Linked DNA regions of Mus musculus: region 1 is linked to region 2. Evidence: chromatin loops called from intact Hi-C (ENCODE). Cell type or tissue: left cerebral cortex. All regions are shown on one strand. Each heading gives the region's core, and the rest is flanking DNA. Links, peaks and the distances in the headings are about the cores only.

What was found. A loop is a pair of places that touch in the nucleus more often than their neighbours do. Peaks named below come from ENCODE experiments on the same cell type or tissue, not always from the same donor. Only the 100,000 strongest peaks of a DNase experiment are listed, where the experiment ranks them.
Region 1: it touches region 2 in a loop (2.5-fold over the local background); 1 of 42 quality-filtered maps calls a loop at or near these places.

Annotation. Positions count from the first base shown.
Region 1 is chr11:77,757,482-77,768,855 of GRCm38, forward strand. It overlaps a transcript of Myo18a not described here. Among named protein-coding and RNA genes, the nearest start is that of Myo18a, 14 kb to the right of the region's middle. In left cerebral cortex, for the core only: a CTCF peak has its summit at 5,749 (motif pointing right); DNase peaks (open chromatin) are centred at 5,753, 6,026, 6,540 and 7,359; H3K4me3 peaks cover 2,775 bases; H3K27ac peaks cover 2,626 bases.
Region 2 is chr11:77,681,189-77,692,562 of GRCm38, forward strand. Nufip2 (nuclear fragile X mental retardation protein interacting protein 2) reads left to right here and starts at 4,951. Exons shown (of 4, transcript NM_001024205.2): 1 at 4,951-5,319; 2 at 10,354-11,374. The coding sequence starts at 5,040. In left cerebral cortex, for the core only: no CTCF peak of the experiment used is centred there; DNase peaks (open chromatin) are centred at 4,864, 5,534, 5,833, 6,026 and 2 more places; H3K4me3 peaks cover 2,952 bases; H3K27ac peaks cover 2,508 bases.

The DNA.
Region 1 (11,374 bases), core at 3,137-8,136, 77 kb after region 2:
TGAAGACAGCTACAGTGTGACTTACATATAACAATAAATAAATCTTTAAAAAAAAAAAAGAAAATTAATTAGATCCCCACAGCTGGATCTTAGGGAGGCATTTTCTCAATTGAGATTCCCTCCTTTCAGATGACTCTAGCTTGTGTCAAGTTGGCATAGAACTATCCAGAACAACCATCCAGGGAGACATCCTGGCATCTTGTTTATCCTTGAAAGTAGGGAATGTGGAGTGTACGCATTAAATCCGGATCGTTCCTCCTGAGGGTGCTACCTCAGCAGAGATAGTGATACAAGGGACCTGTAGTGCTGGGGAGAGGGCCCGGTCAGTCAAGTGCTTGTTACAAACACGAGAACCTGAGTCTAATCCCAGCCCCCAGGGAAAAGCTGGGTGTGGTGGCATGTGCTTCTAACTCCAGGGTTGGAGAAGCAGAGATGGGGAGATTTCCTGAAGCTCTCCACAGCCAGTCTATTGCACTCATGTTTCTCGGGGTTCAAAAAGAGTCCTTGCCGGGCAGTGGTGGCGCACACCTTTAATCCCAGCACTTGGGAGGCAAAGGCAGGCGAATTTCTGAGTTCAAGGCCAGCCTGGTCTACAGAGTGAGTTCCAGGACAGCCAGGGCTACACAAAGAAACCCTGTCTTGAAAAACAAAACAAAACAAAACAAAACAAAAGAAAAAAAATTAGTTCTTGTCTCCAAAAGCAAGGTGGAGGAGGGCGATTGAGGAAGACACCTGACACTAACCTCTAGCCTGCACACCTGCCCACACTGACTGGCTGTATTGCCTTAGGTATCTGGCATTTGGGGAACACTCTCCCCAAGTGTAAAAGGAATTTCACAATGCTACTGTTGCAAAGATTAAATAAAGGAAGGCAAGTACCAGGTGCACACACTCCTCAGGAGGCCGGAGAAGCTGGAGGGGGTCCCATGGGAGTGCCCGGCTAGCCCGCGTGAGGCTCTTAGGTGCCAGATGCCCTCTTTCTGGGAAGCCCCTGCCCTACCCTTTTGTCTCCTGGCCCTTTTTTTCCCCCCTCTGAGGCCCCAGGTCTGGTCCACTTCATAACTAGTCACACATGGTCCTGTGACTTACCCCTGTTGTGGTCTTGAACAGTTCAGCCTGTCCTGAGGAGCTGCTGTGAGTCACGTCAGGTCAGCCTATCCCGCTGGGTTGCTTGCGCTCGGGGTCTCCAACTGGGCAATTCATCTGAGTCTGTAGGAGGGGTAGGACCAGGGGCGTGGTAAGAGTGTGTCTTGCAGGGGATACATGGATTAGGGGCTCAGCTCATTATGCTAATTTAATTAATTACAGCCAATTTAGATGCCACATCAGAGTGGCACATGCCTGTAACCCCAGCATGGGGAGGTGGCCATGGGAGGATAAGAACATAGATCAAGGCCATCCTCAGTTATGGTGAATTTGAGGCTGGCCTGGGCTATATGTAATTCTGTCTCAAAAGTAAACGTGGGCTGGAAAGATAGCTCAGTGGTTAAGAATACTGGCCATACCTCAACCTAAGTCAAGTTTCTAGCATCCACGTAGGGCAGCTTCCAACTGACTGTAACTCCAGCTCCAAAGGACCCAACACCCACACACATATGGCATATGCTCATGCAGATACATACACATGCACATAAATAAAATGAAATCTTAGATTAGGTGGTGGTGGCGGCGGAGGCGCACGCCTTTAATCCCAGTACTCAGGAAGCAGAGGAAGACAGATCTTTGAGTTCGAGGCCAGCCTGGTCTACAGAGTGAGTTCCAGGTCAGCCAGGACTACCCAGACAAAGCCTGTCTCAAAAAAACCAAACCAATCAGCCAACCAAATAAATAAAAATAAATCTTATGAAAACATCCCCCCGCCCCCACCTGACTCTAAGCAAACAAGCAAATGGTAACTACTGAAGTTGAGACAGGAACCTACAGGTTTAGGTTTGTCATATTACTTTGCTTACATTTGTATTTTTCTAAATATTCCCAAACAAAACGTTTTTGTGTTTTATTTTCAAGTCAGGGTCTCACTATGTATCCCGGGTTGGCTTGCAACCTCATATGGAGACAAAGCTGGACTTGTGATCTTAGAGATCAGCCTGCCTTTGTCTCCCAAATGCTAGCTTAAGGAGTTATACCACAACACCCAGCTTTTTTATTTGTGTGTGTGTGTGTGTTAGCTAGGTTAGTGTCTTATTCAGCTGGCTTTGAACTTGCAACGATCCTGATCCTTGTGTTTCAGCCTCCCAAAAGCTGGAATTCCAGGGATGTCCCACCATACCTAGCTTCACCTGTGTTCCTAAAATGAACACAAAACTTTGAGGGCCTGCAGAGATGGCTCAGTGGTTAAGAACACTGGTTACTTTTCCAGAGGACCTGGGTTTGATTTCCAGCACCCACATTGCAGCTCACAACCATCTGTAACTCCTGTTTTAGGGAATCTGACGTCTTCTGGCCTCCGTGGGTACTACAAGCACAAGGTGTACATGCAAATAAAACACCCCCACACATAAAGTAATAATAGTAATATTTTACAGTTGAATCTCTTGATACGCAAGGGTTTGTTGTTGTTATTTGCTTTAAAGTCAGTCTTACTTACCATTTGCCCAGGCTGGCCTCAAACTCTTGGGCTCCAGGGATGTCCCTTCAGTCTCCCAAGTATTGAAGGCTACAGACCCCATCTTCGTTCTTTCTGAAGGGGCATAGCATGATAGTCACTCTGTGAGTTCTACACTGGCCGTCTCCTAAGCCTCACACTGACTCTAGCATGTACGTGTTAGTAGCACTTCCCATTTTACAGATGAGGAAATAGAGGTCCAGAGAGACTAATAATAGCTAACCACGTACCACATTTCAAGTCCTGGGCTAATTGCTTTAATTGAATTTATTCATTTAATCTTCTCCCAGCCTTCAGAACTGAGCTAAGCACTATTATCATCTCTACTTTATAGATGAGGAGGAGACTGAGGTTTGGAGAGGGTAAGGAGCTTGCTGGCAGCTGAGAGAGTCAAGCATCCTCTCTGTGTGGTCCCAAAGCCCAGCTACGAGTCACTGAAAAACTCTCAGGATGCAATTCATCTCAGTAGTTCTGAGCAAGTGCTCAGATCTGTTACCTGTTAGACACATGGCCCTGGGTGGGTGGCTCAGCTTTCAGAAACCTGGTTTCTAACCCGTAAATTGGAAATAATAATAATAACAACTCCCTCAATTGTGGAGATTAAATGAGACAATTCTATCAAGGAGTCAGCCTTGTGTCTGACCCACACTAAGGGGTCAGCTGATGTAAGGGATTTTTATATTATCTTGTTTGTTTCTCCCTTGGCCCTACCAAAGTCAGATTATCTTAGAAGCATAGAAAAAAATCGTTAAAAAATGAAATGGGTATGGTGGTTCATGTCTGCAATCTCAGTACTCTAGAGGCTGAGGGCAGAGCTGTGTAGCAGGACCCTATCACAAAGAGAGAAAGAAAGAAAGGAAGGAAGGAAGGAAGAAAGAAAGAAAGAAAGAAAGAAAGAAAGAAAGAAAGAAGGAAAGAAAGAAAGAAAGAAAAGAGGAGAAGGAAGGAAGGAAGGAAGGAAGGAAGGAAGGAAGGAAGGAAGAATAGAAGGAAGGACAGAAGAGAACAGGAAGGCTGGAGTATAGCCCAGTTCTTAGTATGCTTGCCTGGCATGCATGAAAACCAGGATTTGATCTCAACCCAGCCTTCCATAAAACTGGGCATGGTGACCTACATGAGTAACCCAGCACTTGGGAGGTAGGAACAGGAAGATCAGAAGTTCAAGTGCAGCCCAGGCAATATAAATCTCAAAATCAATTATTACACAAATGGCCCCTTGGTAATGTGGGGGACATTCCTCTGGTATTTTCTGCGAAGGGGAGAGAAATGTTTTACTTTTCCATTCGTGTATGGCCAAGACGAGATGGTGGTGCAGACCTTTAATCCCAGCACTCAGGAAGCAGAAACAAGAGATCTCTGCGAGTTTCAGACCAGCCTGGTTTACATACAGAGTTCCAGGCCAGCCAGAGCTGCATAGAGGGACTCTGTTTCTTTCTTCCTTCCTTCCTTCTCCTTCTTTCTTTTCTCTCTCTTTCTTTCTTTCTCTTTCTTTCTTTCTTTCTTTCTTTCTTTCTTTCTTTCTTTCTTTCTTTCTTTCTTTCTTTCTTTCTTTGTTCCTTTCTTTCTTTCTTTCTCAGACACCGAAGGAACCTGGAAGCAGGAGCCAATGCAGAGGCCATGGAGGAATACTGCCCATGGCTTGCTGCCCATGACTTGTTCAGCCTGCTTTCTTATATAACCCAGGACCACCAACCCAGGGATAAAGGGGCCCTCCCCCATTAACACTAATTAAGAAAATACCCCACAGGCTTGCCTGTAGCCTGATCTTATGGAGGCATTGTCTCAATTGAGGCTCACTCCTCTCAGATGACTTTAACCTGTGTCAAGTTGAGGTAAAGCCAAGCAAGTACCCAGGCACACAAGCTGAGGTTCATCATGGGTGATATGTAGTCTATGGGTTTCCAAAAATGTGTCAAGACTTGTGTGCACCAATTATCATACAGAATAGTTTTACCACCCTAAAAAAAAAAAAAAAATCCCTGTGCTCTACCCTTTGTCCTTACCTCCACCCTAGCTCCTGACACCACAATCTTTCACCATCTCCATAGGAACCTCACTAGCTCTGCCCTTTCCAGAACAACATATAATGGGAATCACATAGTTTAGAGCCTTTCTGATTGGCTTCTTTCACCTAGTAATATACAGTAAGGCTCCTCTGCAACTTTCCATGGCTGGGTTGCTCATATCTCTTTGGCCTTGAATATTTCATTGTCTAGATGTACTGAAGTGATTTATCCACCTCCTGAAGCTATGTTCTATTGAAGATGCCACTTCCATGTTTTGGCAATTATGAATGAAGCTGTTAGAAAGTCATGTGCAGGTTTTTGTGTGGACATGATTTCAATTCATTTGTGTAAATATGAATTATATTTTTAAGAAACTATCTTACAGCCGGGCAGTGATGGCTCATGCTTTTAATCCCAGCACTTGGGAAGCAGAGGCAGGTGGTTTTCTGAGTTTGAGGTCAGCCTGGTCTACAGAGTGAGTTCCAGGACAGCCAGGGCTACACTGAGAAACTGTCTCAAAAACAAACAAACAAACAAACAAATTGTCTTATTGTACTTGTGTCATTCTGTATTCCCACCACCAAGCTGGTGTTTGAACTTGTAATTCTTCCCCCGTCTCGTGTTGGGGTCTGGAGTTGGACCTATGGGTGCTAAACAGACCTCTTAAAGCTTCCAGGGCTCACTCAAACTAAGCCATTGAGAGCCGGTTCCTTCCCACTTTGGGGTGTAGCTCTGGAAGTGCCACCCTAGGATTTAGCCATTGGCACCATCCAGCAGGGCTCTGCCTCTGCAGAGCCACTCTGGGAAGCGGCAGCCACCAAGATTCACATCTCTGAACAGCTCTATCCTGACCAAGCCCATGAATGTCCAGTGCCTGCCTTGGGTAGAATTCCAAACATTTAGCGCGTCCCTCTGGTGTCTTCCCTGGTCAGTGCAACTCAGCACATTACAGACATGCCCCGCAGTCTCCAGCGGCTAGCGCGGACAAAATCTCCAGGCATGGCCTCTGGGACATGGCCGCGGGGTCCTTGGAGTCCATCGCGGACAGTGTTTGGGCAGCGCTGGGCTCCAGCTTGGCCCAAGGCTGGCGGCGCGCCCTGGCATCAGACCGGCCGGCGTCTATGCCGCCAGCCGCCAGCAGGGGGCAGCCTTCGGTTCGCTCGGCTCGCGCGGGCGCGGGGGGGCGGCGCTGCGCCGCGCGGTGCTGCGCTCCAGCCGGGACCCGGCCGGGGCCGCTGGATGCCGCGTCTCCGCTCCTGCTGCCTGCCGGGCGGGCTCCGGCGGCCGGTGAGTGCGGGGCGGCCCCGCGGTGGTGAACCGGGCCCGGGAGGGTGGCGTGGTGAGTTCGGGCCGGCCGACGGGGCCCACGGGCTCCTGCTCCTTCCCTGTCCCCTGGAAACGGCGGCCCGGACTCCAGGCTCTGTCCCTGGCGGCGCCGCGGCGCTGGACAGCCCGGGTGGGGGCCGATCCGGAGCGGCGGGCAGGGAAAGCGCGGGGCCCTTGCTGGCAGTCTGGGCGCCTGCGGCGGGATAGGGTGGCCTTCGGCTTGGGAGGGCTGAAGGTTTAGAGGACCCAGGTGGCCCAGAGCTGCGGGATGGGGGCTGCAGCCTCGGGACTGGGTCGGGGGGGCATAGCGGGGCTAGGCCCGAGACCCCCCAAATGAAGCGAAAGGGGTGAGGCACTAAGGAAGACAGTGAGGAAAGCGAGCACCTCCGCCGAGTCCTTTATCCCTGCCAGCGGCCTTCACCCTTTCACTGCCAGGCCGACAGCGGGCTCCTCTCAAAGGAGCAGCTGCTAGACAGCTGGCAAAACAATGGAGACCCTGCTTCTCGGGCCCCCTGCTCTTGGGACAGATGATTGGAGGGTAGGCGAATGTCAGGCTAGGGGATTTAGCAGCGTAGGCTGCCCGGAGTAAATGGTTGCCCACTTCACCTTTCCCTGCAGGGGGTGGGGTGTGTGTGGGAAGGTAGGGCAGTCTGCCCCAGGCTTCTGGGAGAGAGCACCGACGCCCCGCCCTGCGAACCTGCCGTGCCAGTTGTTTCGCCAATGGAAGGGGAGGTGGTAGGGTCAGGTGCCCCCGCCCCTCCCTGTGCTAGAGGCACGCAGGTTGGTACCCAGCATGGCCCAAGGAGTGGGGTCACACTCCTGGAAGAGATAAGGCCTGTAGGGACACCCCACAGGTTGGGGCTTTGTTGTGGGGGTATCGCCCTGTGTCAAGGCACATGTGTCTACTGATTAGCCGGACAGGCAGCTGCCAGGATGAGCTAGAGGAGGCTGGAGGTGGGAAGGGAGGCCAGCCAACTTGGTCTTGTACTTATTTTGCCTGGTCTTTTAGCCCACGAGGCATGTGTTTGTCAGCCTTGTAATGTGCGGGGACTGCAGGAAGGTAGTTCCTGAAGCTGGTTCTCCTGTCTAGGGCCTTCCTGCCCTCAAGTAGTTCAACAAATGATAGAATTAGGGTTCATCTCGCTAATGCTCTTGGCTTGTTTGCATAGATTGAGTTTGCCTTTCTGTGACCCTGACATAACCGTGGCTGAGGAGGCCCTGAAAGTGCTCCTCTGGTTGTTGAGTGGATACCCTGGGGGAGTATTGGAAAGAAGGAAAAGTTCACCCCAGGACCAGGATGCGGGCATGGCCACCCTAGCAGGATGATGAGTCTAGTGGATGCTGATTCAGGCTTGCCTTGGCTTATGCTCACCAAATCTGGAGCCTTTTTTTTTTGAGCAGGTTGGTGTTCTGTTGCCATGGCAATAGGCCTGGCTAAACGGAGCTCCCACCCTTTCTGGTTCTGGGGCTACTTTCTATTTGGGGATATTGAAAGTTGCTCTCCTGAGGTCTCTAGCTTCCTGACAGGCCTCCTTGTCTCTGTCACAAAGACCGTCCACCTCCTCAGCTTCCTCTCCATCCTTTTGTGATGAGGCTTTTCAGGAAGGATCTTCCTGGTTGTTGGACAAGAAGACTTGGTTGGTTATATATAGTCTTGGGTGGAGGTGTGCTTGGCTATTTGGAATTGAGGATACTTGGAGTGGGGCCTCCGTTCCAGGAAAACAATGGCTTTGGAATGAGCTGTTGTGTTGTAGGAACCAGGAAAGGTTGCTGATGGTGGGGGTGGGGGTGGGGGTGGGGTTAGGAAGGGTCACAGGCTATAGACACTTCCTTTGAGAGCTCGGACTTTGGCTGGTTGACCACAGGATACGGCGTCTCATTTGTTTGCTCTCTCCTGGCCTGGCTCAGGTCCCAGGTTGTGTGTCTGAGGGCTTCCTCCTCAGAAGCCCTCATCGTATGGATGGTGCCCTTCCTGACTCCAGGACGGTCTGGGCTGACTGCCCAGATCCCCTTTAACAGCTGAGGGGGGCATGTGTCTTAGAAAATTGGGCCCAAAAGTCTAGGGTTCTCCAGCAGCAGGTCTGAAGGTGAACTGGGTAGGGCAGAGTTGAGTTTACGTGAAAGGGGGAATACACCCTGCTGGGGTGGAGCAGGGAGGGGCTGGGACTCCGGAAGTCTCCATCCAGACTTAATGTGCCAAAGGAGTTCAGGGCAGCAGGGCCGTCCTTACTCCTTCAAACCACAAGTCTGTCCCCAAGCCCTGGAGTGGACACTACAGCCTAGAAGCAGAGTATCAATGTAAGTGAGCCCTCCTGTGGAGGGCAAAGCCAAGGGCTGGGGATCCCCTGCATCTCGATGGACAAGTCCTCACAGGACTCAGGACCTGCTGAGTGAAGTCTTAAAAGTTGGGCCTTGGGTTAGGTCCTGGGCGCTTTAAAATCTGTACGCCCCTTCCTCTCCCCGTCATCATTTTCTTTCCCTAAACTGGCTCTACTGAGGCCTTTTATTTTTATTTTTTAAAGCGTTTTCGGAGATAGCCAGAATTAGAGGGTACAGGAAGTGTGGTGGTAGCGAGTGGGTGTTCTCCACTTGTCCCCTTGCTTCATCTTTGTAGATGTAGGAATTGTGTGACTTGTATAACCCCATCCACATTCCCTTGACATGTCTGTTTCAATAATTGGAGTTTTGGATGATTTTATAGGGCTTGAGGGTGGGTTTCTCTTTGCCAGGTCTTTCAACACTTCTACTACTCTGATTTGTGTGTGTGTGTGTGTGTGTGTGTGTACAGTTTATTTTCTGGTTTTCAGAGAGATGTTGGTGCTGGGTTCAAGGTCACACAGCAAGTCTGAGGCAGAGGGCTTTGAACCTGAATTTTCTTTCAGGGAGAGGTTTGGGGCCAGTTCTGTGCTGTCAAGCCCTTGAAGATTTACTGTTGGAAGACCCTGGGTCTTAAGAGGAGATGCCACTAGCTCAAGGTCACACAGACGGGGTGGGTGGCCTGCAGAGCAGTAGCAGGGCTGAGCTGCGGGCTGGGCTGCAGGCAGGAGGCGCTGGAGGCTGAGGTGACACTTGGAAAGGGAGGGCTGGGCCTTGGGCATTCTCCCGCCCTGGTCCTCCTCAGCCCGCAGCTTTCAGCTTGCCGTGGGTGGGAGTGGGTTCCGCAGCAGCTGGAGAGCTAGCTGCAGATGCTGCGGTGCGGGCCGGCTGGCGAGGAAACACAGAGGGCCGCGGGGCTACTGGGCTGCTCTGGGCGAGCCGGCTGATGTCATGTGAGAAGCCTGCACACCTGGAGCCCAGATAAGCTCCGTGTGACCTGACAGTGAGTCACGCGGCGCTGCGGAGCTCAGCAGAACCGACGGGCGCGGCGGGCGCGGGCCAGGTCAGCCTGTGCGACCCCGCATGGCGCTGCGCCATAGCGTGCAGGCCTGGGAGAGGGGCGGTGGACTGGAGGGAACCACAGCTCTGGAGGTCAGAGGCCAAGGGAAAGAGGCTGGGCCCCCTCCGGAAGGCATTTCCTTTGTATTTATTTATGAGTGTGGGGTGGCGTGGGGGCTGGGGAACTGACCTAAGGATCAATCCATGGCAGCCAAGTCAGAGCCCCCAGTTTGGGGAGGTTAATGCTATGTAGTTTCCATTTCCTGGAGTTTCTGCTTTGCCTGCGGCAGGATGGCCCGTTTAACTCTGTCCCAAAGCTGCTGAAGTCACTGAAAGTTTTTGAAGACAAGAGGGCAAGCCTTATACTGGTCGTGGCAAATCCTATTTACTGCTGTGATAACGATGGATTGCTCACTACCTGGTCAAGACTCCCTTTTTCACTTTTTGAAATGGACATTCATCCCACCTCTGACTCTAGAGTCGGACCTTTTGTTTTGTTTTTGGTGCACGGCTGGCATTCAAACCCAGGCTTATCACAGGTGCCCGCCAAACCCTTTACAGCTCGCTGAGCTATACAGCTAGCTCTGCAGAACTTTTAAAGACTTGTTATATGGTTATGTAGAGAGGGTTAAATGTTACATTAAAATATAATTTAACATACATATTTTTATGTTTTCTGTAGAAAAATCCCATTCCACTCATTTTCTCACCCACACTTGGACACACACAGCCCTACTAGCTGATTATTGACATTGTAAGAATTTATAACATGGTCCAGAGAAATGGCCTTGCTGCCAATCCTGATGACCTGAGTTCCATTCCTGGAACCTACATGGTAGAAGGAGAGAACTGACTCCCATTAGCTCTCCCCTTATGTCCACAGTGTTTCTGTGGGGCATGTATGCATATACACACAGAAATAAAATGCAATAATTGAAAGCATATATATATATGTATATATATGTGTGTGTGTGTATTACAAATCTTTCGACTTCTAAAATCTGTATCACTTCCTCAAAGCATATATTCCCCTGTGAATATGCAAATAAAATATTAATATAAATGTGTATATTCAGATACACATACATATATTACAATTTTTTTGTACCATGGGCTTGGGGAGATAGCTCAGTAGTTAAGAGCACTGGCTACTATTCCAGGGGACCTGAGTTCAGTTCTTTTCATTCACATGGTGATTCATAACCTGTAACTCCATTTCTAGGGGATTGAATGCCTTTGTAGGCACCAGGCATGCTAGCAGTGCCTACAGGTACATACAAACAAAACACTTATGCACATGGGAAAAAAACCAATATATACTATCTCACAAGTTGCCTTTAAAAAAATTTAACAGAGCCGGGCAGTGGTGGTGCATGCCTTTAATCCCAGCACTCGGGAGGCAGAGGCAGGCAGATTTCTGAGTTCGAGGCCAGCCTGGTCTACAGAGTGAGTTCCAGGACAGCCATGACTCCACAGAGAAACCCTGTCTCCAAAAGCCAAAAACAAACAAACAAACAAACAAAAATTTAACAGTATAGAATTTTTCTAGTCAGTACACAAATGTACCCCTCTCCCACTTCCAGCCTGGAGAACTGAATCTAGGACCTTGTGTGTTAGACAAGCACTCTAATGCTAAGCTAGACCCATAGCCCCTTCCTCTTCTTCCTCTTCCTCCTCCTCCTCCTCCTCCTCCTCCTGCTCCTTTGTTTGTTTTTGAGACAGGGTTTCTCTGTGTAGCCCTGGCTGTCCTGGAACTCACTTTGTAGACCAGGCTGGCCTCGAACTCAGAAATCCACCTGCCTCTGCCTCCCAAGTGCTGGGATTAAAGGCATGTGCCACCACCGCCTGGCCCTACCTCATTCTTCTTAATAACTTCCTAGTTACTTTATAATTTAGCAATTTCACCAGTGATTTATGTTTATAGATTTGCTATTATAAATAAAGCCACAAAAGATTAGTTATGTTCATTGTGTGGACTATCTATAGATGACCCATGGTAGAATTGACCAGGCAAGGGCTGGAGAGGTGGCTCTGTGGTTAAGAGCACTTGTTGCTCTTCTAG
Region 2 (11,374 bases), core at 2,024-7,023:
AATTCCAAAAAAGCACATAATTGCTGGTAAAGAGAAAATGTTCACTAATTAGCCAAGTGTGATGAGCCCTGCCTGGAATACCTGCACTTAGAGGGTGGAGACAAGGAATAATGCATTCAAGGACAACCTTGGCTACACAGTGGGCTTCAGGCTACTGGGACTGGTCTCCAATAAAAAAATCTAAACATGCTGACTGTGGTGACCTTTAATCCCAGCAGTCAGGAGGCAGAGGCAGGTAAAGTTCTGTGAGTTTCAGGCCATCTGTGGTTACAATAATGAGACCCTATTTCACAATAACAACACCCCCTGGCACACCAAAAAAAAAAAAAAAAAAAAAAAAAAAAAAGCAACAAATAGAAGCTGTTCAATAAGTATTTTTGGTTTTTTAATTTAATTTTTTAAAAAAGATTTATTTATTATTACATCTAAGTACACTGTAGCTGTCTTCAGACACACCAGAAGAGGGCATCAGATCTCATTATGGATGGTTGTGAGCCACCATGTGGTTGCTGGGATTTGAACTCAGGACCTTTGGAAAGGCAGTCAGTGCTCTTAATCTCTGAGCCATCTCTCCAGCCCCAATAAGTATTTTCAAATGTAACAGTTAAACAGATTTTGTTTTTATTTTTCAGCTTCCCTTCGCATTACTTTTTTATATGCAGTCATGCCCTATAGATAAAAATTGTGACTTTGATTTTGTTGTTGTGCAGGTTTTCTATTGTTTCGTTTTAGATTTATTTACTTATTTTATGTATATGAGTACACTGTCACTGTCTTCAGACACATCAGAAGACAGTTTTGGATCCCATTACAGGTGGTTGTGAGCCACCATGTGGTTGCTGGGAATTGAACTCAGTACCTCTGGAAGAGCAGTCAGTGTTCCTAACCAGTGAGCCATCTTTCCAGTCCATTTTTTTTTTTTCTTTAATTTTTTAAGACAGGGTTTCTCTGTGTAGCCCTGGCTGTCCTGGAACTCAGTGTGTAGACCAGGCTGGCCTGTTTTTGTTTTTTTGCTTTCATATTTTTTCCCCATCCTTTGGGACAGGGTCTCACTCTGTAGCCTTGGCTGGCCTGTAACTCATTATGTAACCCAGGCTGTCCTCAACGTTGTACTCATCATCTTGTCTCAGCCTTCATAGTGCTGGGATGAAGACCATAAAAGGCCATGTAGGACCTGAGGTTATACTGCTAAGTCAAATCTCAAAATGTTAGTAACATTTTAATAGGGAAGGATTCAGGTTTAAGATGGCTCTCATTAAGAAAAAAAAAAAATATTCTGGGCCTGGAGAGATGGATCAGTGGTTGAGAGAATGGTTTCTTGTAAAGTGCCAGGGATTCTATTCCTGCATCCACCTAGTAGTTCACAAAAATCTATAACTCCAGTTCTAAAGTATCTGATCATTTCCTATGGTCTCTGAGGCACCAGACACACATGTGGTACCCAGACATGCACACAAAACACCCATAAGACACACATTTTTTAAAAAGATTATTTGTTTGTTTGTTTATTTTATATGAGTACACCACAGCTGTCTTGAGACACACACCAGAAGAGGGCATTGGATCCTATCACAGATGATTGTAAGCCACCATGTGGTTGCTGGGAATTGAACTCAGGACCTCTGGAAGAGCAGTCAGTCCTCTTAACTGCTGAGCCATCTCTCCAACCCCACTATTTTTATAAAAAGAAAAAATATTTATATTATATCTTCAAATATTACATACTGAAAAATATCACCCTACAGTAGTGGCGCATTCCTTTGAAGGCAGAGGCAGGCTGATTTCTGAGCTCAAGGCCAGGCTGGTCTACATAGTGAGTTCCAGGATATCTAGAGCTACACAGAGAAACCCTGTCTCAACAAACAAAAAGCCAAAAACCACTCCTCTACTCCCCAACAAAAAGGAAGGAAGGAAGGAAGGAAGGAAGGAAGGAAGGAAGGAAGGAAGGAAGAAAGAAAGAAAGAAAGAAAGAAAGAAAGAAAGAAAGAAAGAAAGAAAGAAAGGCAGAAAGAAGAGAAAGGAAGAGAGAAAAGGGAAGAAAAAAACAGATACTAGCTACCACGTGGTTGCTGGAAATTGAACTCAGGACCTCTGAAAGAGCAGTCAGTGCTCTCAGCCACTGAGCCATTTCTCCAGCCCTGATGGCTCAGTATTTAAGAGCACTGTCTGCTCTGGTAGATGATCTGAGTTTAGTTCTCAATAAGAGTAGATCACAGCTATCAATAACTCTAGTTCTAGGGTATCCTACTTGTCTGGTCTCTAAGGGCACTGCACACACACACACACACACACACACACACACACACAGAGTCAAAGAACACTTGTTTAATTTAATGAGTCTTATTAGGCAGCCCTGGCTAGCCTTACCTCAGCTACATAGACTAGGCTGGCCACAAACTCATCGACAACTGCCATCTCTACTTTTCCAGTCACACTGTAAAAGCTATAAAATACATACCTATTATCAAATAAATTCATAACAAAAAATGTTGTATATATACCTTCCCAAAGCATACTTACTCACCATGAAATATTTAGTCATAAAAAAAGGAAAGACCTTTTTATTCATGTAACGTAATATGAATACATCTTAAAGACATTATGGTAGCACACACTTGAAATACCAACATGTGGGAGGTAGAAGGATCGAAAGTTCAAGCTCATCCTTGACTGAAAGTGAGTTGGATGTTAGTCTATGCTATAAGAGACTCTGACAAAACAAAACAAAACAAAACAAAAAACCAAAACAATAAATGCTAAGCAAACAGAAATGAATAATTAAAACAGGGCTGAAGAGATGACTCAGTGGCTGAGACTTCTTGTTGCTCTTGCAGAAGACTCAAGTTTAGTTCCCAGCCCCACACAGTGATCCTAACCATTCTTTTTGTTTGTTTGTTTGTCTTTGCTTTTTGAGGCAGGGTTTCTCTGTGTAGCCCTGGCTGTCCTGGAACTCACTCTGTAGACCAGGCTGGCCTCCAACTCAGAAATCAGCCTGCCTCTGCCTCCCGAGTACTGGGATCACAACCATTCTTAATGCCACATGTAAGGGACCTGACAAAGCTCTTCTGACTTTAGCAGGCACCAGGCATACACATGGTGAACATATACACATGGGGATAAAAAAAAAAATCACACATACAAAATACACCTAATTATGTGTACCACGTGTGTGTCTGGTGCCCTTGGACTTCAGAAGGGAAGTTGGGCCCCCAGAACTAGAGCTATGGATGATCATGCTGCTGCTGTGTGAGTGCTCAGCATTGAACTCTGGTCCTTTGCAAGAGCAGAAAACGCTGCTTTTAACAGCTGACCTATTCCTCCAGCCTTAAGGGCTTTATCATTGAAAAGGTATGGGGTTTCAAGAGATATAGGTTCTAGTGCCTGCAATGACAGTATTTGTGAGGGGGACTGAAACAATTTGAAGCTAGCCTGGGCTACATAGTGAATAACAGGCCAGTCAGAGATACAGAGGAAGATCAAAAACAAACAAACAAACAAACAAACAAAGACAAAACAACAAAACAAATACAAAGTAAGATGGTAAACTTTACATTTAAATTTTCCCTTGGGGGGAGGGCAGTGATGGTGGGGCATGCCTTTAATCCCAGCACTTGGAAGGCAGAGGCCAGCCTGGTCTACAGGAGTGAGTTCCAGGACAGCCAGGGCTGTACCAAAAAAAAAAAAAATCCCTTATAATACATAGACAAATGTATATCTAATTTAATGAATTTTAAAGCAATTATTCATGTAATAGCAATAGCACATTGGCTGGGGTATGCTGGTGTGTGTAGGACTTTAATCCCAGCATTCATGAGGCAGAAACAGGGGGAATCTCTTAGTTGGCCAGACACTTCTACTTAGGTAGTTCCAAGCCAATCAGGTTTACATAGTCTGTTTCAAAAACAAACCAGTCCAAAACAAACAAAACTCCTAGCCAAGTCCCCCAAATATATATTTCGAGGGTACCCCGTGTCTGTGCTTATCACAACCTTCTTCCTATCATAACAGGTTAAATTAACAGCATAAATTGCAAATACACCTTTACATTTCAATGTTTTCCTTAAATTTAATACAAAAATGTTTTAAAAACCCAAACCTTAAGAACTTTTAAAGGGTTCCTTTCTCCTTTATTTCACTTTTGAAAGTCTTAGTCTAAAATCTATTTTGGTTCCATAGTTGACCTCACCTGCAGTGTTTGATTAAAAAAACAACAAAAACACCCAAAAAACTTCAGTGTAGATTTTTTTCATTCCTCCCTCTCTCTTGCTTTCAACTACAAAGAAACAATGATTTAAGCCCTTTGTCCCCTTTTAGAAAATTACACAGATACCCTATTGTGGAACCCTATAATCCCTCCGTGGAAAGGAAGAGATTAGCATATGAATACAAAGCAAAATGAATCCAGAATACGAAAACGATCTATCGAGTTGTGAAGCTCTTGTATTCTTAAAAATGTATTTATTTCCTCTTTTTTGAATTGCCCCCTTCGTGGTTTAAGGGTTAAGGAAATTGAGCTTTCCTCTCTGGCTACCCGGAAAAGAATTAAACACACACACACACACACACACACACACACACTCACAACCCAACACATTCTAGGAGGTGCAAAACCAACAGATGGCTCCTAGCGCCAGTAGAATCGTCAGTGGAATCTGCTACACTCGACATCAGCTTGCTCGGTGTGAGGAGTGTAGAAAGTGCTGTTCGCTAACTGCGTGGTGAAGGAGAGAAAGCGATAGAAGAGAGAGCCATAATGCTGACGTTGAAGGCCCGGCCCTGTGAGGTTGCATAGGGTAAGTGGCGTTGGCCAGGCGGCGGTGGCGAAGGGGAAGGGAAGAGGATTTGAGCTAGGGGCGGGGCTTGACGCGCAGCGTGGCTCCTCATTGCTGGAGCACGGCTGCCAATCTCGCAGATCCTCTCGCTTAACCAGTGCGCTGGCGAGACGCGCTCAGATATACCGAGCGAGCGCGGAGAAGCAGTCTCAGATCCTGACGGTGCAGCAGCCCGCAGCCTCAGCCAGGGAGTCCCAGCCGCTTTCAATGGAGGAGAAGCCCGGCCAGCCACAGCCTCAGCACCATCACAGCCACCACCATCCGCACCATCATCCCCAGCAGCAGCAGCAGCAGCAGTCGCACCACCACCACCATTATTATTTCTACAACCACAGCCACAACCACCACCACCACCACCATCACCAGCAGCCTCACCAATACCTGCAGCATGGAGCCGAGGGCAGCCCCAAGGCCCAGCCCAAGCCGCTGAAACATGAGCAGAAACACACCCTCCAGCAGCACCAGGAAACGCCGAAGAAGAAAACAGGTCTGAGAGGGAGGGCGGTGGGGGAAGGGGGACTGGATTGGAGGGGGGGGAAGCGATGGGGGTGGGGCTAGATGGGAAAAGCGCGGACCCGGTCCGGGTGTGCGTCCCGCCGGGCCGGGGATGCCCCCTTCCATTCTTCCCGGGCGCGGGCCGGGCCGCGAGGTGGGGATTGCAGCGCCCTCTCCTTCCCTTTAGCATGGGAGAGGCCCAGCCAGGCCGGCGTGACCTTCCTCGGTCCCCGCCCCGGCCGGCCGGAGGCAGAGCTGTGCCCTCGGCCTTGGAAGTCCAGCCTTCATCTTCTTTTTCCCCTCTAGTGCGGGCCCTGGAGTTGCCTGAATGTGGGGGCCCCTAAGAAGGGGGTGAAACTCAGCCGCCCTAAAAAAATAAAATAAAAAATTCCCCCGAGGTGTATGTAATTCAGGCCTAGTGAATCCATCCTGATGCGGGTGGTGTCGCGAGAGCCGCTTGCAGGCGGCGACGAGCGGGGCTGAGGGCTAAGTTGAGGAAGCGTCCTCGCTCACCCGCCGCCCCGAGCCCACCTGTGGCCTTGGGGTTTGCCGTCTGGGTGTGTGGGGGACCCTATCGTCCCTCGGGTCATTTCCACCCCTAAACGCCCGTCTTGCGCGTCCGGACCCCGTTGTCTGTCCGCGAGGGCTTCTCCGCAGGCCGGCGCCCCTGGCCCGCTCGCCTCGGAGCCGGCGAGGCTGGAATGTTCTCTCCTCCTCGCGGGGCCGCTTCCTGTCCGCCATGTTGGAAGCTGATTCCTGTCACCGACTCCGGCCGGCGGAGGAGCGGAGGGGGAAGGGTGCCGAAGGCCACACGGCACGCCGGCCCGGCTGCCCCGGGACCCTCTGCGGCCCTTTTCCGGGTCCCCCCCGCACTGCGGGCGGCCGCCGCCCGCCGCCCCTCCCCCTCCGCGCCGCGCCGCGCCGGGGTTGTGTAACCCGGTGGCGGCCGCGCGGCCCCGGGCGGGTCCCTGGGGTGAGGGGCGGGGGCGGTTGGGGTGGGGGAGGGAAGCGGCCACGAGGGGAGCGGCCTGCACCGTGGCCCCGCGCGCCCGACGGCCGCGTTTCCCGCTCCCGGGTGCGGCGGGAGGCGCGGGCGGGGAGCGGGCCTTGAAGAGGAGCTTGAAGGGGGAAGGAGGCCCGGGCGGCGGCCGTGGCCGTAGCGTTCCGCTGGCCTGCGAGGGGCGAGGGGGATTCGTTTTGGGGAGAGGCGGTGCCTGAGGCCGGGTGGGGTACCCAGCGGGAACCAAGCTCCCGGGTCACGAGTTTCTCTGCCACAGGAATCTCATCTCCTGCCAGGTTCGCTCACGACTCCGCCTCGGAGGCTTTTTCACTTAGGCCTTTTTTCTTTATAGCAGCGCATTTCCTACCCAAAAAAAAAAAAAAAAAATGGGGGGGGGTTGGGGAACAACCTCTCAAACTTTGTTCCATTCGTTTTCCACCGAACACCTAAACTTCTGAGCTGGGTAGTGACTTTGTGGGAGGGATTAATCCGATGCTCTAATGGGTGGGACAACACGGGCAGTTTTGGCTTTCCTGTTTCTTTAACTATGAACTGGAAGTGACTTGTCCATGTGGTTGTCACCAGCCCTTTACCTTGGACAAGACCTTTTTGGTGGTTAAGAGGCGTTTTGGTGCATTTTAAAACCGACTTCCATCCCCTAACTGAGTATTATTTAACATTAAATGTGGAGCCTTGAGCTACTTAAAATAAGCATCAAAGTTTATATATTCACACGTTTTGTTTTGTTTTGTTTTGTTTTTAACTGAAAAGGGAATGAAGAAAGAAGTGTTAAACTTAGTCTTTCAAGTAATACAAGTAAGTTACTGGTGAAAAACTTACTGTAGACAATATAACTTTGAAGGCAGAGCTGAGTGGATATCAGATTTTCTTTTGTAGGGTAGTAGGGACTGATGATAGAGCAGAAGTGTTTAATTGTAAGGATTTACAGCAGCCTAGAAACTTAGGAATTATGTAACTGTATTAGTTTTGCTTTTCATGAGGTGAGAAAGTATCAAGGTTGCCCAGTGGTATTGTTCACAGATTCAGAATTTGTCTTTTATGAGGTTTATGTATTCCCCACAGGGCTCCTCACTGCATAGAAAGGCAGACCCTGAACCATTCATTGAAGGTGGCCCTCCTCACAATGTGTCTTAACCTGGGATGAAGAATGAGGAGGGAACTGGGTTTAGGAAATTTAGAGGTTATTAACAGTTGGGCTCAGCGGCTTTCCCGTATGTGGTTTGGTCGTTGGGTACTGTGCTAAAAAATCTAGAAAATGCTAGGGAAATACTTAACAAGTTTTTATGAACCATTACTTCCAAAGCTATGAGAAACTGGTTTTCTGGATCCAGAAGAGGGCACAGGAGACAAAACATGTTGAGTAATTGCAGTGTCAAATCTAAAAGCTAGATTTATTTGGGACTCAAGTTTTGCTGAGTCCATTTGAAGTGGAGTTCTCATGGCACCCTAAATAATAAAGACACAGGGATTCTTTAATTGCTTTCTGTAATAACTACCATCTTCACATTTTTCTTAAATATCTAAGCTTTAAAAGGTACTTATCATACTTAGTGCATGTCAAGGCCATAGGGAGACAAATATGTAGTTAAGTGAATTTTTGTTTGTTTGTTTGTTTGTTTTCTTAATTTTCAGAGACAGGGCTTCTGTATAGCCCTGGCTGTCCTGGAACTCACTCTGTAGACCAGGCTGGCCTCGAACTCAGAAATCCACCTGCTTCTGCCTCACCTAAGTGCTGGGATTAAAGGCATGTGCCACCACACCCGGCTTGCCCACCTTTTAATATATATATATGTATGTATATATATATATATATATATATATATATATACACATATATATATATATAATTATGATTAATGAGCCAGAAGATACAGGTATTGCTTAACTTATAGTAGATGGTAAAGTAGTTCTTTCCTTGGTTGCCTTTGGTCCAGGCAAATCTATTGATTTGGGTCTCCCTGCCCCTAATTTTTGTTTTTGTTTGAGACAAAATTTCAGGGATACATATCTAGACTTGGCTTAACATTTTGCATTTTTTAAAAGAAAATGTTATAGAAAACAAAACCACATACTATTTTTGTCAGTTTTTAGAAAAATGGTAATGTAATGCTGGGAATATGGAATTAATTTTTTCCTAACTACTAAGGGTTGAGAATTGAACTTGATACATGGCAGTATGTTTGTTTCTGATGCAGGGCAGTGGCTGCACACATCTTTAATTCCAGTATTGGGAGGCAGAGGCAGGCAAAACTCAGTGAGTTCCAGGGTGGCTAGGGGTACACAGAAATCCTATGTCAAACAAACAAAAAATATTGTCTATAGTTGGTTTTTGTGCAACTGTGTTCTTTTCTGGAAGTTCATACAGAAGAAAAGTATTTGTTGTTTGATTATTGTTAGAATTGAGGGTTTCCCAAAGGTCTTTTGAGGTCATAAAACAATTGATAAAACTAATTGCTATTTTATTAGTGAGTAGAAAGCTGTGATTTAACCAGTAAATCACTTTTTAAAAAAGATTTATTTATTTATTCTATGTAAGAACACTGTAGTTGTCTTCTGACAACTCCAAAAGAGGGAGTCAGATCTCATTACAGATGGTTGTGAGCCACCATGTGTTTTCTGGGATTTGAACTCAGGACTTTTGGAAGAGCAGTCAGTGCTCTTAACCGCTGAGCCATCTCTCCAGCCCCCCAGTAAATCACTTCTAATAAGAGATAATTAATTGTAAGCTGATCAGTGGTGGCACACGCCTTTAATCCCAGCACTTGGGAGGCAGAAGCAGGAGGATCTCTGAGCTCAGTGATTTTGCATTCCAGCACAGTCAGGGCTACACAGAAAAACATGATTTTCTTAAAAACAAAACAAAACAAATGTTAGTTGTAAAAAGAAGTCTATGTTCAAGTACTTGACTGCTTTAGGATACTAAATTCATTTCATTGTAGTTTTGTGAGCATGAAAGTGTTGGAAGCAGGTAGGAAATTATGTGTCCTAGACAGATTCCTAGTTCTGTTACTCTGTGACCTGGATGTTAACATTTTCTCTCCTGGTGCTTTAACAACCAAGTAGAAGCTAAAAGTAAGAGAATGAGTCTTTTTTTTTTTTTTTTTTTTCCCCAAGACAGGGTTTCTCTGTGTAGCCCTGGCTGTCCTGGAACTCACTCTGTAGCCCAGGCTGGCTTTGAACTCAGAAATCCACCTGCTTCTGACTCCCAAGTGCTGGGATTAAAGGCGTGCATAAAGAGGCCTGGCTGAGAATGAGTCTTAAGGGTTACTACATATTTTTGTTTCATGTTTTATGGTATGCTGGGTTTTTTGTTTGTTTGTTTGTTTTTAAGGTTTCTGTATTATATGTAAGTACACTGTAGCTATCTTTAGTCATCCCAGAAGAGGAAAAGTCCACAGGTCTTATGGCTTTGTCTGAAATTCATTGGCAACTAGTCACTTTTAGCCCTCAGTATACTCTTTGGGGGTACAGGGAGGTTCAGTACTAGGGATTGAGTTCAGTGGTCATACAAGGGAGACAAAGGCCACAGCCTTATTTTTATTTTCCTTTTACAGGTTATTGTATCTGAAGTAGCACTGATTCTAAATAGTGTGTGAGACAGGGTTCCACCCTGTAGCTCAGGAAGGCTTCAATCATGCAATAATCATCTTGCTTCAGTTTTTCTAGCAGACTCATTGATATAATTCATAAGGTTTATTCTGTTTAGATAATTTAGAGGAGATTATGGCATGCTGCTTGAAAGGTCCTGATCTTTCTAGTTAATTCTGGCTACTGGCCCAGAAGATGGACCTGATATGAGTTGTGTCCTAGGTCTGCCTCTGCCTAGACATTGAACCCTGTATCATAATCTGTAAAAGTTTCTTTACATAAAGTTTCTTTACATAAAGATAAGATACAACAAACCCTACAATACAGCTTAGTATTGGGTTCAGTAAAGTTGTTTGGTCTTAGTACTACTGTGATTTAAATGTATGTGTTTTGTTTGTTTTTGTTTTCCTTCTATAGGCTATGGTGAAATAAACGGTAATGCTGGAGAAAGAGAAATATCTTTAAAGAGCCTCAGTTCTGATGAAGCTACCAACCCTATTTCCAGGGTCCTTAATGGCAACCAGCAAGTTGTAGAAACAAGCCTGAAGCAGACTGTAAAGACCAGCACCTTTGGAAAAGCAGGAATCAAAACCAAGAATTTTATTCAGAAAAACAGTATGGACAAAAAGAATGGGAAGTCTTATGAAAACAAATCTGGAGAGACCCAGGCTGTAGATAAGACCGATACCATAGCAATTCCAAATGGTGTTATAACAAGTAGTTCAGGCTATATTACTAATGGTTATATGAGCAAAGGAGCAGATAATGATGGTAGTGGATCTGAGAGTGGATATACCACTCCTAAAAAAAGGAAAGCTAGGCGCAATAGTGCCAAGGGTTGTGAAAACCTTAATTTAGTGCAGGACAAAATAATGCAAGAGACTAGTGTCCCAGCATTAAAACAGGGACTTGAAACTTTAAAGCCTGACTATAGTGAACAAAAGGGAATGCGAGTAGATGGTTCAAAGCCTATTTGGAAATATGAAACTGGACCTGGAGGAACAAGTCGTGGAAAACCTGCTATGGGTGACGTGCTTCGTAAAAGCTCTGATATTAAACCTGGTTTGAGTAGCAAAAAATTTGATGATCGGCCTAAAGGAAAGCATGCCTCAGCTGCTGCCTCCAAAGAGGACTCATGGACCTTGTTTAAGCCACCCCCAGTTTTTCCAGTGGACAATAGCAGTGCAAAAATAGTTCCTAAAATAAGTTATGCAAGCAAAGTTAAGGAAAACCTCAACAAAACTGTACAGAACTCCTCCGTGTCACCATCTTCATCTTCATCATCATCATCTACTGGGGAAACTCAGACCCAGTCTTCAAGTCGGTTATCCCAGGTCCCGATGTCAGCTCTGAAATCTGTTACTTCTGCCAGTTTTTCTAATGGGCCTGTTTTAGCAGGAACTGATGGAAGTGTGTACCCATCTGGGGGTCAGCCACT